Linked DNA regions of Homo sapiens: region 1 is linked to region 2. The links are chromatin loops, found by intact Hi-C in ENCODE. Cell type or tissue: endothelial cell of umbilical vein. All regions are shown on one strand. Links, peaks and the distances in the headings refer to the core of each region. The heading gives the core; the rest is flanking DNA.

Evidence for each region. A loop is a pair of places that touch in the nucleus more often than their neighbours do. Peaks named below come from ENCODE experiments on the same cell type or tissue, not always from the same donor. Only the 100,000 strongest peaks of a DNase experiment are listed, where the experiment ranks them.
Region 1: a loop joins it to region 2, with 9 times the contacts of the local background. A loop is called at or near these places in 3 of 110 quality-filtered maps.

What each region holds. Positions count from the first base shown.
Region 1 is chr3:192,879,604-192,888,508 of GRCh38, reverse strand. The region is part of intron 1 of MB21D2 (Mab-21 domain containing 2); the gene reads left to right. Among named protein-coding and RNA genes, the nearest start is that of MB21D2, 34 kb to the left of the region's middle. In endothelial cell of umbilical vein, for the core only: no CTCF peak of the experiment used is centred there; DNase peaks (open chromatin) are centred at 1,268 and 3,468; H3K27ac peaks cover 4,493 bases.
Region 2 is chr3:192,953,837-192,962,741 of GRCh38, reverse strand. No RefSeq gene overlaps it. Among named protein-coding and RNA genes, the nearest start is that of MB21D2, 40 kb to the right of the region's middle. In endothelial cell of umbilical vein, for the core only: no CTCF peak of the experiment used is centred there; a DNase peak (open chromatin) is centred at 4,871; H3K27ac peaks cover 1,933 bases.

The DNA of each region.
Region 1 (8,905 bases), core at 449-8,448, 74 kb after region 2:
TTTGTGGATAAGATTTTCTATGGGTAGAAATTCTTCTTTTGATTCTTCAGAGATGTTGATGGTTGCTTAGGAGCGCGCGTGCTTTAATGAATGTTATTTCTTTAATGGAATTTACTAGAGCTTCCAAGATATACTGCGTTTAACCTTCTTATAGTTTGTTAATGATTCCCAGCTCTTGCCTGGGCCTCTGCACTTTGGCTTCTGGATGTGTTTCTTTGGCTTAGTCATTACTTAATAGATTGAGGAGGAGAATCTTTCAGGGCATTAGATTTTCATGGCTATTTAAGGAGTTCAGATTTAAGTGTAAGGCTGGAATAAAGCTGATTGCTAGGAGGTTTTTGTATGATGCTCTCCATTTTAGAGGTTCTCACTAAGTGGATAGTGATGCCTGGTGCTGGGGTGCAAAGGAGCCGGGAGACTTTTTCCCAGAACGGAGGAGCAGTGTTGGTGCCCTTCTAGTCCCCAGATATGCAATTTAAATAAAGCCTTGCTAGATTCTCCCCTTGCAAATGCTTGCAGCCTACGCGTCCCCTGTTGCCTTGTTCCTCAGTATGGGACCCGTGAACCAGCACCAGCACCTGGGAGCTTGTTTGAAGTGCAGCATTTCAGGCCCCACCCAAGCCTTACTGAAGAGAAACTGCATCTCCACAAGGTCCCAGGGTGACTCAGATGCACATTCAAGTTTGAGAAGCAGTGTCCCTTCTAGAACTGCAAAAGGTAAAGCAGATCTTAGGGCTGCTAGCGTTCAAAAAATAGGATGCTTTTTATTTTTACGTAAGAGCAAAGCAACCTGTTAGTAAAGGGAAAAAATATTTTTTGTTGGGCTAAGCCATTATTTAAAACTTTATTTTGGAACTTCAAACATATAAAAATAGAGACTGGTATAATGAACCCCCATATACCTTTGTTTTTTCTGTAACCTCTACCCCACCGTGGATTATTTTAGATCAAACCTAGACGTATAATTTATCCCTAAATATATCTTTTTCCTTTTTTTGAATATTGTGGTAAAATACACATAGCATAAAATTACGATCTTCACAGTTTCTAAGTGTACAGTTTAGTAGTGTTAAGTACGTTCACATTTTTGTGCAATCAATTTCAAGAACTCTTTTCATCTTGTAAAACTGAAACTGTATAAATATTAAGCAACGTCTTTTTTCCTTTTGAACATACCATTTTCACTCTTCAAGAAAAGTTAACAATAGTTGGGTGTGGTGGCGTGTTCCTGCAGTCCTGGAGGCTGAGGTAAGAGGGTTGCTTGAATCCAGCAGTTTGAGGCTGCAGTGAGCTACGATGACATCACTGCACTTCACCCTGGGAAACAGAACGAGACTTTGTCTCTTAAAAAGTAAAGTTCATTGATATCGTCAAATGTCTGGTTAGTGTTCACATTTCCCAGAGTGGACAAAGAAACCGAAGAATTTGGTTCAGCGTCTTCTCGAAATGAATTGGTAGCCCTGTTTGTATAGTGAAGAATCTAGGGACAGTGGCGAAAGTGGGGATTTTTTTTTTTTCCTTTCCTTAACTTACAGCTTGACAGGATTTTAAATGAAGACTTTGTAATTTCCAGTCTTCTAATTTCAGAAAACAGAGTTTTACAGTAGAAGAACATGGACTTATGGATGAGAATGGAATCTGAATTAGTCATTGCTTCTTAGAATCAGGCAAGATATTTACTCTTTCGTTATTTTAGGTAAAAAGGTACTGTGAAAATTGAATTAAATTGGAATTAATGAACTAGAGTTATATTTCCAGCAAAGGTAAAATTCAAAAACGTAAGGGTTAGAAAAGCAAGTTGTAGAATGACTAGTACATGACACCATTTATTGAATGTTAAACAATAGTATAAATTGCTTATGAATCACACATATGGTAGAAGTATGAAATGTGCTTTAGAGTGACACACTCGTATTTCAGGATAGTAGTCATCTCTCTAAATGACAGCAGAGTGGAATGGAATAACTGTATCTGTAGCTTTCTTTTTTAAATTATTATTCAAAAGCCCGAAGGAAATGTAGCAAAGTGTCAAGATTTGCTAAAGGTGGCTGATGGATAAATGAGTACTCGTGGTATTAATTCTGTTGTGTGTTTGGAAATACTACAAGGGAAATACCTTAAGAAAACTAGTCAACGTACGTGAAAATATTTTGTAAACTCAAGTACTCAAGAATGTTAGCAAGTATGATTTTTATTTATACTCCCATCTCATCACAAAACAATGGAGACTTTGTCAAAAATTATAAAAATAGACCAGGTGCGGTGACTCACGCCTGTAATCCCAGCACTTTGGGAGGCCAAGGCGAGTGGATCACGAGGTCAGGAGTTCAAGACCAGCCTGACCGAGATGGTGAAACCCTGTCTCTACTAAAAATACAAAAATTAGCCGGGCATGGAGGTGGGCGCCTGTAATCCCAGCTACTTGGGAGGCTGAGGCAGAGAATTGCTTGAACCCGGGAGGCGGAGGTTGCAGTCAGCCGAGATCGCGCCACTGTACTGCAGCCTGGGCGACAGAGTGAGACTTCATCTCCAAAGAAAAAAAAATTATAAAAATAATTGAACTAGTGGGGTTTAAAGACGTAAGGAAAATAATTAAAAAGAGCCATTTGTGATGTGTGTGGGATTGTCCAAAATTTGAATACGCTTTCTGTTCATCACTTTAGACTCAGGTGAAGTTCCAAAGAGTTAATAATGGTGGGCCATGGTCATTTTTGTTTTTATTGGAATTTATAGTTCTCCTGCTTCCAAGGAAGATTTGAGGTGGCAGAGTCCCAGCTTGCTGTGGCCTTGTGGCCCTGAAAGTATCTTCTACTCAGAGAGCCTGCACATTGCCCTGTCATTTGTGCCTGTCCCTCTCTAGGCAGCACTACTTCAGAGCCATCTGAGACGAATGGTGGTTTTAAAGATGATTGAGAAGGAGCTTCTTGGAGCTTCTTAGAGGACTGTTGTGTGTTTAATTACCTTTTCCCGTAGGCTGTAGGAAAACTCCCCACTTCGGAGTTTTCCTGCTGTGCATGTGGAGGCAACTGATCAGTTCTCATTATAATAATCCTTGCCTAGAGGGTGTGATAAAGGTCACAAATTTGATATTTATTCATGAGTAGAGGACTGAAACCCATCACTGTAGATGTACTTTCTGGCAATGGAGAAGATTTGGGATTTTAAATCAAAGAGCATGTCGTGGGAGTGGAGAGCAGAAATATTGTTAATTAAGCCACGTTGACAGAAATGATAGAATTTATCTTGCCAAGAGTTTAAATAATGTGCAATTTATGCAGGTTGTCTATATCAAGATCTCTTAGTTGTGGATGTTTTATTGTTAGTAATTAAATTGGGCTTACAATGTAGTCACATCCGGTATCTGAAGATAGCTTGAAGTCTGTCTTTAGTCTAACCCTTGCTATTATGATTTCATTTCCCTCACAGAACCAATTTTTGTCCTCTTAGTCATATTTATTGCTCTTACCTCAATTCTCAAATATCTCTAATCTTCCAGAAACATATATAATTATCTTTTAAGGGTCTGAATTGTGCCAGATGTAGCAGAAGAATTGCTTCCTGGCTCTTGCATGACACTAAATCTTTTTGTATCAGATTTTACCTCTGTAGAATAGGAATGACACTCTGTCCTTTCCTGAGTGATTCATGGATTTGTCCACGTATTCAGATATTTATTGGGCTCCTCTTATGTGTAGGGTGCTGTGGTGGGTGTCATGAGGAAGGCAGGCGTGGAAAGGGGACAGTTGTACACATGTGTGCATGTGAATAGAGAAAAAGAGGCTCCATTCAGCCTCAGATTTTCTGTTTGACTTTGATCAGGATGGAACAAGACATGCACCTCTGGCCGGGTGCGATGGCTCACGCCTGTAATGCCAGCACTTTGGGAGGCCAAGGCGGGCAGATCACGAGGTCAGGAGATCAAGACCATCCTGGCTAACACGGTGAAACCCCGTCTCTACTAAAAAATACAAAAAATTAGCCGGGCGTGGTGGCGGGCGCCTGTAGTCCCAGCTACTCGGGAGGCTGAGGCAGGAGAATGGAGTGAACCCGGGAGGCGGAGCTTGCAGTGAGCCTAGATCGCGCCACTGCACTCCAGCCTGGGTGACAGAGCAAGACTCCGTCTCAACAACAACAACAAAAAAGACATGCACCTCCACCTACCTGAGTCTCCAACACTATTGAAGTTCACTTCAATTTCAGTTGCCATATAGTTAAAAGGGAGAGAGGATTAGTGCAGAATTAAAGAATGATTTACAATGTTTGAATGGTGGAGAAGTTAAGGAATGATAGGTTTAGAATGTAAACAATAGTAATGAAGGAAATGCAGGAAAATGCAGTTTTACATCACCACGTCAACACTGGACCCTAACTTTGAAAGGTAGGGGAATGTCCCATCTGATATACGCCCATGCCAAGGGCTTCGGACATGGCTTTTCATGTGTGTGAATCTAACTGGTTTTGACTCATGTTCACCTACTTTGCTGTGACAAGGAGCCTCAGATGCTGAGAGTCAACCATAGAAACAGATCAAGCTTGAGAGGGTTGTGAGATTTGATCTAGATTTGATGGTTGCCTTCAGGCAGCAACACCACTATTAATAGAACTTATTTTTTTATTTTAAATTGACTAAAAGACTCCCCTGTTTCTGGCAGTGAGATGTCTCTAAAGGGGAATCAAGGAAGCCAGAATGAAGGTGATTTAAGCCTCAGATCAGGGAACTATTTAATAGTTATGTATCTTTGGAGCTAGAAACTAGCTTTCAGAGGGAGGTGACTCTCCTAGTATTACAGAGGCATTCCTGGGACTGGAATGCTGATCTTTTGGTCTACTGATCCCACCGAACTCTGTTGTCACAGAGATACAACTACAACTACTGGATCATGTTTCCAGATACCTTCTAATGGATCGTTTCCTTTTCCCCATTCTTTCAGATAATTGTCAAGGATTTATATTCCTGGCAATAAACAGAAAACCTAGTTATAAACTAAGCTAAAAGCCATGTTTAAAATTCCCTACGCTTCAGCCACTGTCAATAGCTGTCTTCCACACTACCATTTTTAACCTAAAATATAAATGTTTATGTATATGTTTTACTCTCATGCTATGCTACAAACTAGATCTTCTTTTCTTATGTTTTTCTTGTCAATAGATAATTTTTAAAAAGTTTTAAACATGACTCATACAAATATAAAATGAGTACATGGCAAAGATGTATTTAACTCGTTAATGAGGGAACCAGTAGGAAGCTAAAGTGGTTCAAAGAGCATTTGAGGAGCTGTGTAGTTAATAGGCCCTGAAGAATACCGGCACAAGATTGCTAGGTTAGATATGAAACTGGTCAGGCTGGGCACGGTGGCTTACACCTGTCGTCCCAGCACTTTGGGAGGCCGAGACGGGTGGATTACCTGAGATCAGGAGTTTGAGACCAGCCTGGCCTACATGGTGAAACCCCATCTCTACTAAAAATACAAAAATTAGCCGGGCGTGGTGGCTCATGCCTGTAATCCCAGCACTTTGGGAGGCTGAGGTGGGTGGATTACCTGAGGTCAGGAGTTCGAGACCAGCCTGGCCAACATGGCAAAGCCCCATCTCTACTAAAAATGCAAATTAGCTGGGTGTGGTGGTGGGCACCTGTAGTCCCAGCTACTCGGGAGGCTGAGGCAGGAGAGTCACTTGAACCTAGGAGGTGAAGGTTGCAGTGAGCCAAGATCGTGCCATTGCACTCCATCCTGGGTGACAAAAGTGAAACTCCGTCTCAAAGAAAAAAAAAGGAAACTGGTTGATGTCCTGTAGGGCAGTAAACCAATCACATCTGGGGATCTTAGTTCTACCAGGCAGAGAAATTATATACATCTAAAATGGATAAAAATCTCAGTTAACATGTAACTTCATAAAGTCTGAACCATAACCAATGGTAAACAGTCAGTGAAACACAGGTACATCATCTCCTAGAGAATCAGATGACCCTTGGGTGCACCTATGAGACAGTACACCAGTATGGCATTGAAAGGACATGCTGCCTTCCTTTTGCCTTATTTCCAAGTGTTGCATAGTGTTTTGTCTTATCCTTAGTGTCACTGCCTTTAGCAAAGGAGCATATACGTTCATTCATTTGGCCATTTTGTTTAATAATGTGCGGGGCGCAGTGGCTCATGCCTGTAATCCCAGCACTTTGGGAGGCCAAGTCAGGCAGATCACCTGAGGTCGGGAGTTCGAGACCAGCCTAACCAACATGGAGAAACCCCATCTCTACGAAAAATACAAAATTAGCAGGAGAATCGCTTGAACCCAGGAGGTGGAGGTTGCAGTGAGCCAAGATTGTGCCATTGCACTCTAGCCTGGGCATCAAGAGTGAAACTCCGTCTAAAAAAAAAAATTACTAAATGTCAGTTTTGTGCCAAGTCTTAGGTTAGGCATTAGACATACATAACTGAATGAGACAGACGACCCTTGCCCTCAAGGAGTTCAGAGGCTATTCCGTCCTATAAAGGAAGTAGCCAGGCAAGAGTTCCCTTTAGGAAATGTTCTTTTGTGGGATAAGCAAGAGGAATCATCCTTTTTGGTTCACAGTTCCTTTGGATCCCAATGTTTATAAGACTGGGATAAAATGCAAATATCACAGAGAATGACAACCAGAGTTCAATACTTTTGGGGACAAGAACAGATAAACATTGATGCCGCTTCGTTTTGCTCATGTGGCATTTATAGCTCCCTAGTGATACAATTTCACAGGAATTTTGTGTTAGCCATCTGACCTGATGGGCCCTCTTTGGCCAGTGCCGCCAGGTTTCTCCAGAAGCCTTCCTTTCTTGGCCTCCACAGGTACCGAATAGCTTATTTCTCTTGGTTTGGCCAGTTTGTGACATAAGCTTCTGCAGCTTCTGAGACAAACACCTGCCAGCGAGGGTGCTCTTTCCCCAGAAGGGTTGTGGTAACTGGTAGACAGCTCAAACTTCGTAGCGGTCAGTACAGTTTTCTTACAGCAAAGCTATACGTTTAGGGTATTTTGTGTGTGTGTCAGTTAAATTTAGCTTCTCATTACCAAAAATAATGGGGAGGGAAGGTGGCTGACATTTGTTTTAGAACCATAAAACATCGAGCTGGAAGGAGCCACAGAGATCTTCTAGTTTCCCCTGCCCCAGAAACAGAGCTACAGAGCAACCAGTCAGTCATTAGCCTATGTCCTCCTGGTGATTCACTGTTGGGTCCAAGACTTTTGTCTAGTTTTGGGGTCCTTCCTCCATAATGGTGGTTCTCAGCTGGATTCATGGGTGGGATATAGAAGTCCTCCAGAGGGGATAAAGGATGCTTTTGTTTTAAGTTTATATCTTTGTTTCTGTTTACAAAGATAACTTGCTACCAAAAAATGCAATTAATACTGAAGGATATTAAGATGAAAGCAAAATCTTTCTGAAATCATAGCACCTAGAGATAATTACTGTGAACAATTTTTGGAACATCCAGATCATCTTCTATATAAATACATACATCTATATGTATTTATATATAGATGTGTATATAAATATATATGTTTGTGTGTACATTCTTTATAATTTTCAGTAAGTGGGAAGAGCAAAATTTTCTTGCAATTGATTTTTCTATAATCTGAAAAATGATTGTCATCTTAAGCACTAATGAAAATATTTCCTATTGGTTTATATTTTATTCATATTAGTAAATTCCCAGTAACATAACTTAAACTTTTAATCTTCTTAAACTTCACTGTAAATCTAAAGACAGGTTATGTCTTTGGAACAGGTGGATGTGCTAACTGCAGAGATGTGCCACCCTGGCTCCCTCTGGGGGAGGGCTTGCTGACAGTTACAGGTGGTGCACTCTGCAGACAGCCTCTTGCTAGCTGTCAGCTCCTTGAGAGTCCGTCCCCTCCGACAGCTGCTCGCCCTAGGCCGTGCTTTTCCTGGGGGACTCACATCTGGAGACATCTGGTGACAGGCAAGGTTGGAGTATGAAGGCTCACTGGACGCCAGACACCCCGTTGAGGCTTTGGTGGGTTGCTTTCTCTGCCTCATCCTGCTTCCTCCTCCTTCCTTTAAAAGGATAGTTCTTCTAATAAATATCTTGAACCCCAGACTTTGTCTCAGCATCTGCTTCTGAAGAATCCAACCTGAAACAGTGGATTTTATTTTATTTTATTTTTTTCTGAGATGGATTCTCACACTGTCACCCAGGCTGGAGTGCGGTGGTGCAATCTCGGCTCACTGCAACCTCCGTCTCCTGGGTTCAAGCGATTCTCCTGCCTCAGCCTCCGGAGTAGCTGGGATTACAGGTGCCCACCACCACGCCTGGCTAATTTTTTTTTGTATTTTTAGTAGAGACAGGGTTTCACTATGTTGGTCAGGGTGGTCTCAAACTCCTGATCTTGTGATCTGCCTGCATCGGTCTCCCAAAGTGCTGGGATTACAGACGTGAGCCACTGCGCCCGTCCTTATTGTTTGTTTCTGAAGTGGTTTAGTAGCCACTGGTGAGGCAAGAAATCCTGCCATTTCTCTTGCTGGAGTAGTCCTGGGAGCTGGTAGAATCCTGGGGAGCTGAGGATCTGCCAGTCCATTCCTCTTCTCAGAGTGAGCTCATCCTCTCCTTGTCTACTCCTTGTCAGAGGTTTGGCATTTGAGGAATTTGGCCTTGGGCAAGGTGCTGAAGCTGACTGCTTTGTGGTTTTAAGGGAAAGCTTAAAAGATTTTCTCGCTATGGGTATTCTCTGCAATAAAAATCCATTTTAATTGTTTATGACATTAATCAATGAAAGATTTATCTGCTTTGGGAGAAATTTCTCTAGAACAGTTGAAAGCTTCTGCCTAAAAGTTGATTAAGAGAGATTTTTCTTCTTTGGCCTCCAACGGATACCCCCTTCTCTGCCCCTCCCTGCTTCCAACCTGCCACTTAA
Region 2 (8,905 bases), core at 648-8,647:
AAAGATCCAAAATTGACACCCTAACATCACAATTAAAGGAACTAGAAAAGCAAGAGCAAACACATTCAAAAGCTAGCAGAAGGCAAGAAATAACTAAAATCAGAGCAGAACTGAAGGAAATAGAGACACAAAAAACCCTTCAAAAAATTAATGAATCCAGGAGCTGGTTCTTTGAAAGGATCAACAAAATTGATAGACCGCTAGCAAGACTAATAAAGAAAAAAAGAGAGAAGAATCAAATAGACGCCATAAAAAATGATAAAGGGGATATCACCACCAATCCCACAGAAATACAAACTACCATCAGAGAATACTACAAACACTTCTACACAAATAAACTAGAAAATCTAGAAGAAATGGATAAATTTCTGGACACATACACTCTCCCAAGACTAAACCAGGAAGAAGTTGTATCTCTGAATAGACCAATAACATGATCTGAAATTGTGGCAATAATCAATAGCTTACCAACCAAAAAGAGTCCAGGACCAGATGGATTCACAGCCAAATTCTACCAGAGGTACAAGGAGGAACTGGTACCATTCCTTCTGAAACTATTCCAATCAATAGAAAAAGAGGGAATCCTCCCTAACTCATTTTATGAGGCCAGCATCATCCTGATACCAAAGCCGGGCAGAGACACAACCAAAAAAGAGAATTTTAGACCAATATCCTTGATGAACATTGATGCAAAAATCCTCAATAAAATACTGGCAAACCGAATCCAGCAGCATATCAAAAAGCTTATCCACCATGATCAAGTGGGCTTCATCCCTGGGATGCAAGGCTGGTTCAATATACGCAAATCAATAAATGTAATCCAGCACATAAACAGAACCAAAGACAAAAACCACATGATTATCTCAACAGATGCAGAAAAGGCCTCTGACAAAATTCAACAACCCTTCATGCTAAAAACTCTCAATAAATTAGGTATTGATGGGACGTATTTCAAAATAATAAGAGCTATCTATGACAAACCCACAGCCAATATCATACTGAATGGGCAAAAACTGGAAGCATTCCCTTTGAAAACTGGCACAAGACAGGGATGCCCTCTCTCACCACTCCTATTCAACATAGTGTTGGAAGTCCTGGCCAGGGCAATTAGGCAGGAGAAGGAAATAAAGGGTATTCAATTAGGAAAAGAGGAAGTCAAATTGTCCCTGTTTGCAGACGACATGATTTTATATCTAGAAAACCCCATCATCTCAGCCCAAAATCTCCTTAAGCTGATAAGCAACTTCAGCAAAGTCTCAGGATACAAAATCAATGTACAAAAATAAAGACTTAAACATTAGACCTAAAACCATAAAAACCCTAGAAGAAAACCTAGGCATTACCATTCAGGACATAGGCATGGGCAAGGACTTCATGTCTAAAACACCAAAAGCAATGGCAACAAAAGACAAAATTGAAAAATGGGATCTAATTAAACTAAAGAGCTTCTGCACAGCAAAAGAAACTACCATCAGAGTGAACAGGCAGCCTACAAAATGGGAGAAAATTTTCGCAACCTACTCGTCTGACAAAGGGCTAATATCCAGAATCTACAATGAACTCAAACAAATTTACAAGAAAAAAACAAACAACCCCATCAAAAAGTGGGCGAAGGACATGAACAGACACTTCTCAAAAGAAGACATTTATGCAGCCAAAAAACACATGAAAAAAATGCTCATCATCACTGGCCATCAGAGAAATGCAAATCAAAACCACAATGAGATACAATCTCACACCAGTTAGAATGGCAATCATGAAAATGTCAGGAAACAACAGGTGCTGGAGAGGATGTGGAGAAATAGGAACACTTTTACACTGTTGGTGGGACTGTAAACTAGTTCAACCATTGTGGAAGTCAGTGTGGCGATTCCTCAGGGATCTAGAACTAGAAATACCATTTGACCCAGCCATCCCATTACTGGGTATATACCCAAAGGACTATAAATCATGCTGCTATAAAGACACATGCACACGTATGTTTATTGCGGCATTATTCACAATAGCAAAGACTTGGAACCAACCCAAATGTCCAACAATGATGGACTGGATTAAGAAAATGTGGCACATATACACCATGGAATACTATGCAGCCATAAAAAATGATGAGTTCATGTCCTTTGTAGGGACATGGATGAAATTGGAAATCATCATTCTCAGTAAACTATCGCCAAGAACAAAAAACCAAACACTGCATATTCTCACTCATACGTGGGAATTGAACAATGAGAACACATGGACACAGGAAGGGGAACATCACACTCTGGGGACTGTTGTGGGGTGAGGGGAGGGGGGAGGGATAGCACTGGGAGATATACCTAATGCTAGATGACGAGTTAGTGGGTGCAGTGCACCAGCATGGTGCATGTATACATATGTAACTAACCTGCACATTGTGCACATGTACCCTAAAACTTAAAGTATAATAATAATAAATAAATAAATAAAAGAAAAAAATCTCCTTTCATCTTAGTAAATTCTATATAAAGTATTTAAGAATAAACTTGCATCCTCATGAGATACTGAGATATGCTGAGATCCTATCTTATCATTTTGACATTAATTACTAGAAAACTATGAATAAGAAAAATCTGTAACAACAGATGGTTATATGGTTAGACTCTGTGTCCCCACTCAAATCTCACCTTGAACTGTAATAATCCCCACATGTCAAGGGTGGGGCCAGGTGGAGATAATTGATTCATGGGGGCAGTTTCCCCCATACTGTTCTCGTGATGGTGAGTAAGTCTCATGAGATCTGATGGTTTATAAATGGGAGTTCCCCTGCACAAACTCTCTTTCCTGCCACCATGTAAGACATGTTTTTCTTCTCCTTTGCCTTCTAATCACGACTGTGAAGCCTCCCCAGCCATGTGGAACTGTGCGTCCATTAAATCTCTTTCCTTTATAAATTACCCAGTCTCAGGTATGTTTTTATTAGTAGCATAGGAATAGACTAATACAGATGGAGTAGGGCCAGGTTAGGGTAGCAGAAGTCTATGTAAACACAATGAGAGACTTGATGTAACAGAGGAATTTTAGGTGTCCTGGAAGTGTGTTTAAAAGATATCAAAGTCAAAGACTGTACTTTCAGGAGCAGTTCTGCAATGATTGGGCACCTGAGCAGGGTAACTGACAAATCAGCTATTACTGTAGGTACCAGCTAGTTCTCAGCTACAACTGGACTGGTGCTTGATCAGACAAAATGATGCCCACTGATTTGAGCTCAAAAGGATGACACTTACTGAAGATTGATATTCTACCTCAAATCCTTACTTAATGTCAGCAGGGACACAATTCATTTAACCTCGTAAGCGTTGGTAATTTATTATAACATTATTCAAAGCATTTTGCAGGACATTCTTGCCTCCTCCATTTATTTTTGACCCTAGACTGACAGAATCATTTTCTCTATCTTTCTTCCCACGCTCATTCTCCCCTTTCTCTTTCTCTTCCCTCTCGTTCTGAACAGACGGTTTTGATGTCAAGAGCTGGAGAAAGATGTGTACTGGTTGTTACCCGCTACTCAAAAATCAGACCTGAACAGGTAGTCAGGACATATCTTGAGCAATATGGAACCAAATTTTTTTCCCACTAAGTTTAAGCTAATTTTTCCTATGAGTGACAAAGAGGGACATTGATAAAGAAAACCCAAAAGTTACCACCAGAATCCATCTTGAGATCGCATTTTGATGCATTCTTTCCCAAATGTTGAAATGGGTGAATTTTAGAGTTTGACTCCTAGTAACATCTGTGAGAAATATAAATGAGATGTGAAATGAAAATAGTGAAAGGTGAGAGAGAAAAAATTAGGCCTTGAACTAAACAAAAACAGATTAATCAACTTCTAAAAGACGCAGAATGAACACATTTGAGCTACTACCTTGAGCCAGGCAGTGAGATAGGCACCTAATATAGATGAGACAGAGGATACCAAAAAGAATAAAGACTAATAAGTTGTGGCCACTCCCTTCCAAGATAGAACTTGAGCTGGGACTTGAAATATATGGTTTTGACAGTTAGCAAAGTGCAGTGTGGTCAGTCACACCAAAGCAGTAATATGCATATTACACCTGATGTCATAGACTCAAAAATGTAACTTTGACTCTTGATCATTTAGAGGCTGATTACCTAGACAGGTTTATAGTTTTTAGTCATCTTTGAATGTAAGCTTTTCTTTCTCTGTGACAGATTTTCATCATTCCAGGTTTGTACATATTTTGGAAATTTTGTGTAATCTTGAGTACTTTGCTTATTACAGCTAAAACTGGTTCTCCCAGCCAAAGTAATTTCCTCCCTCCTCTGTGCTTCCACAGAACTCTGTTCACACCTTTATAGAGCATAGATTACACTGTATATTAATTATCTGTTCTTTTCTGGCTCCTTCACTAGAATAAGCACTCCTTGCAGAAAGTGATTATATTTTCTTAAGACAGGAAAACATAGTGGTCAGGCTTTGGACTCTCCACTCATTCTTCCCAAGTTCAAATCCCTGCTCCACTATTTCCTATCTTGCTGTAGAACCTTGGCAAGTTATTTGTTAACCTCTCTCTGTTTCAGTTTCTTCCTTTGAATGATAATGAACCTACTTCATGAGGATGTATTGTGAATATTAGATAAATGCGGTACTTTCTACAGTGCTTAGCACATGTGAGGGATCAATAAATGCAGGCTGTTACCCTATAGCCCACAGTTCCTAGCATATGGTAAGTATTTAATACAAGTTCATAGAAATATTAAGTTAACAAATCATTTTACAAGAGCTGCCTACGTTGGGGAATAGTTTTAGTCTACTTTTCCTGCCAAAATTTCCTTTAGATAAAGAAAGAAATCCCCTTTCAGACATTCCGTGATGCTGGAGTGAGTCACTCATTTCCCTTTGGTTTGAGGGGGAAATGACGGTAACTGTTTCTTCCTCATCTTGCCCAGGAACTGCTGGACTCAGCTGAGAACTGAAGACAGGGAGTGACAGTTGAGGTGCAGCTGAAAGGGTCCCTGCCCTTGCAGTTCTCTGCGGGCTGTGAGCACATTGTACATGCTGGTGCTTTACTAAACACTTCACATGTATTAACTCATTTAACTCATACAACAAATCCTTGAGGTTGGTGTTACGAGTTTCATTTCACAATTGAGGAGATTGCAACACAGAGAGTTGACGTAACTGGCTCCAGATCACACAGCTACTAAATGGCAGGGCTGGGATAAGAACAGAGCTGTTACCAGAGTCTGTGCTTGTGGACAGCACCCAAGACTGCCTCCCTGATTACCTTCCTGTCACTGTCTCCCTGTTGTGTGGAAATCCTGTCATGGCAGGTTTTCTTATCTTCCTCTCCAACCAAACTGTGGGACTCTTGATGGTATGGCCCATAACCCCCCTGATTCCCCAGCTCCTGTCTTGGTGCCTCGCACACAGTTAATATACATTGAGGAAATGGATGAATAATTGCACACATTGAAAGCAGAGCTCTAGGCAGAAGATATTTTGTTGGATTTATGTGAAGAGATGGAAAGCAGAGAAATCACGTCTGCATCGGTTTCCTCTAACTGGTTGAGCTCCCAGTAGAAGATGCCTCACCTCTTTTAGATCCAATGGCTCTCAGATGATGAAACTGGAGTCTTCCTCTCCATAACCTTCATCAAAACATTTCAAACAAATCACCAAATAGGAATCATTTAGCTTGCCTTTTCCCACATTAGTTTCAGACTTCCATAAGGGCGTTCACTTCAGGCTCTAAACAGCCCCTTCGCCCATTTATTCCCTCCTGGCATGGTTTAATTTCCCCAAACTTTACCTGCCGTGCTAACTGAGGCTGCATACATCTGCAGAACTCTCCCCAAAGAAACAGTCCTCCACGGATGGAGATATATCACATCTAAGTATTGAGCTTGTGAACGTCTACCAAAAGAAGCTTTCCATACACAGGCCTTCATTTACCCCAGGGATTGAGGTGCTTTTCCTGCCTTGGGTGGCTTCTCTCCACACATCTGAGGGCAGAATTGGACTCTTTACTGAGCTACACTGTTGCCTAAAGATATCATTAAGAATTGAATAAGGGACCAGGCACAGCAGCACATGCCTGTAACCCCAGCAATTTGGGAGGCCGATGCAGGTGGATCACTTGAGCCCAGGAGTTTGAGACCAGCCTGGAAAATATGGCAAAATCCTGTAACTACAAAAAATACAAAAAAATTAGCCAGGTGTGGTGGTGCACCCCTGTTGTCCAAGCTATTCCGGAGGCTGCGATGGGAGAATCACTTAAGCCCAGGAGGCGGAGGTTATAGTGAGCCAAGATTGCATCACTGCACACCAGCCTGGGTGACAGAGTGAGACCCTATCTCAAAAAAAAAAAAAAGAAAAAAGAAAAAAAATTTGTAAAAGGATTAAAGATTGAGTCCAGGATATTTTCCTGAAGAATAAAGTGCAGTTTGTAGCCAGGAATTGGAGTGCTTACAATGGGTTTTCTGTGGGCTCAAATTACATTTTCTCAACAATCTCTGTCACTTCATCTGAGAAATCATCTGAACCATCCCTGCTCAGGTTAAGGTTTTCTTTCTTTCCGAATTCCTATGACCACACAACTGTGACACAGAATTCCCTCCAAACAACATACACATACACACTTACACAAACAGATACACATACATGCACACACACATAGACATGCACACTTACACACAGACACACACACACAGACTGTAATCTGTTCCAAAAGCAGCTAGATCTTAGGGCTCACTCAAGTAATTTTCATACACTTGAACATAAAGCAAAGAAATCGCACAATTTAGTAGTGTGTGCATTCTTTGGGTCACTATATAAGCCATTTCTATCATCTGCTCATCACTCTTCACTAGAGTGAGAACCCCTTCATAAAGTTGAGTTGTTTTAATGCAACATTAAGAAAGTATGTCAGTGTTACTTAATTTATGAAAAAAAGAAAATAGCAATTCACTTCTCTGTTTAAAAAAATTGCCCTGCTCCTCTATGGCTTACTGACAGTAAAAAAATGAAAACGACCTGACCCATTCCTTTCTCCTGGTATCATCAACCTTCTTTTGTTCATCAAATATTTATTGACCCTCAATGTGCAGAGCGCAGATACTGTAATACTTCTTACCTATTATTCTGAATAGCCAACTTGGAGATAGAAGTAAAAGTGAATTCATATTAATAATGAATTAAAACTAATATTCAAGGGAGAGGTTGTACCCTAACAGGAAAATTTAGAAAAACTCATGGGATTATCTATACCAGTAGTTTTCTAAAAATTTCTTTAGCTTCAAAAACTCTTCGCATAAAATTTTAATTGGGAGCTCACTACATCAAATGAAGGTCATATTCTAATTGAGGTGGCTGAACTTGCCAGAGGAGTCAAGATCGGTCAGCATCTTCAGACCACATCATGGAGTGCAGTCGGGTCTAATCCTCTTATCCGTACCCATGAGAAGTTGTGCTCACCTGCTGAATTGCAGGTTCCCTTATTGTAATAGGCTGTCTTTAATGCCATGAATAGTCTATAGACTTTAAACCCTGGAATCCTGACTCCTTGTCCTTGGCCCCATTTGCCAACAAAATGTCTAATTAGGACAACCACTATTCTTCTCAGAATTTAGAGTTTGTGGGTCTGGGCATGGTGGCTCATGCCTATAATCCCAACACTTTGGGGGGCCAAGGCCAGCAGATCACTTGAGCTCAAGAGTTTGAGACCAGCCTAGGCAACATGGTGAAACCCCATCTCTACAAAAGATACAAGAATTAGCTGGGCATGGTGGCATGTGCCTATAGTCCCAGCTACTTGGGAGGCCCAGGCAGGAGGATCACTTGAGCCCAGGAGGCAGAGGTTGCAGTGAGCTGTGATTGCACCACTGCACTCCAGCCTGGATGACAGAGTGAGAGCCTGCCTAAAAAAAAAAAAACAAACAAAACAAACAAACAAAAATTAGAGCATGTGTCTGTGAATCAAGATATCTTCTTGAACCCAGTAGAAAATGTCTATCGTGAAGCATTTTAATGGGACTGGATGACAAAAATAAACAGTTCAATATATGCAACTGAGATAGCTGGCTAGCCATATGCAGAAAAATGAAAATGGACCCCTACCTTTCACTATACATGAAAAATAACTCAAGATGGATTAAAGACTTAAATGTAAGACCTCAAACTATAAGGATACTAGAAGGAAACCCAGGAAACACCATTTTGGACATTGATCTTGGGAAATAATTTGTGACTAAGTCCTCAAAAGCAATGGCAACAAAAGCAAAAATTGACAAATGGAAACTTATGAAACTAAGGAGCTTCTGCACAGCAAAAGAAACTATCACTGGAGTAAACAGACAACTTACAGAGTGGGAGAAAATATTTGCAAACTATGCATCTGACAAAGGTCTAATGTCCAGAATCTATAAGAATATTAAACAATTCAACAAGCAAAAACCAGTAACCCCGTTAAAAAATGGGCAAAGACATGAAAAGACACTTATCAAAAGAAGACATACAAGTGGCCCACAAAACATATGGGAAAATGTTCAATGTCACTAATCATCAGAAAAACGCAAATCAAAACCGCAATGAAATACCATCTCACACCAGTCAAAGTGGCTATTACTAAAAAATAAAAAAGCAACAGACGCTGGCAAGCCTGCAGGGAAAAGGGAATGCTTACACATTGTTGGCGGGAATGTAAATTAGTTCAACCACTATGGAAAACAGATGGGAGATTCTCAAAAAACTTAAAAGCAGAACTACCATTTGACCCAGCAATCTTTTTACTGGTTATATATCCATCAGAAATCATTCTACCCAAAAGACACATGGACTCATATGGGCATCACAGCACTCTTCACAACAGCAAAGATGTGGAATCAACCTACATGCCAATCAACAGTGGACTGGATAAATAAAATG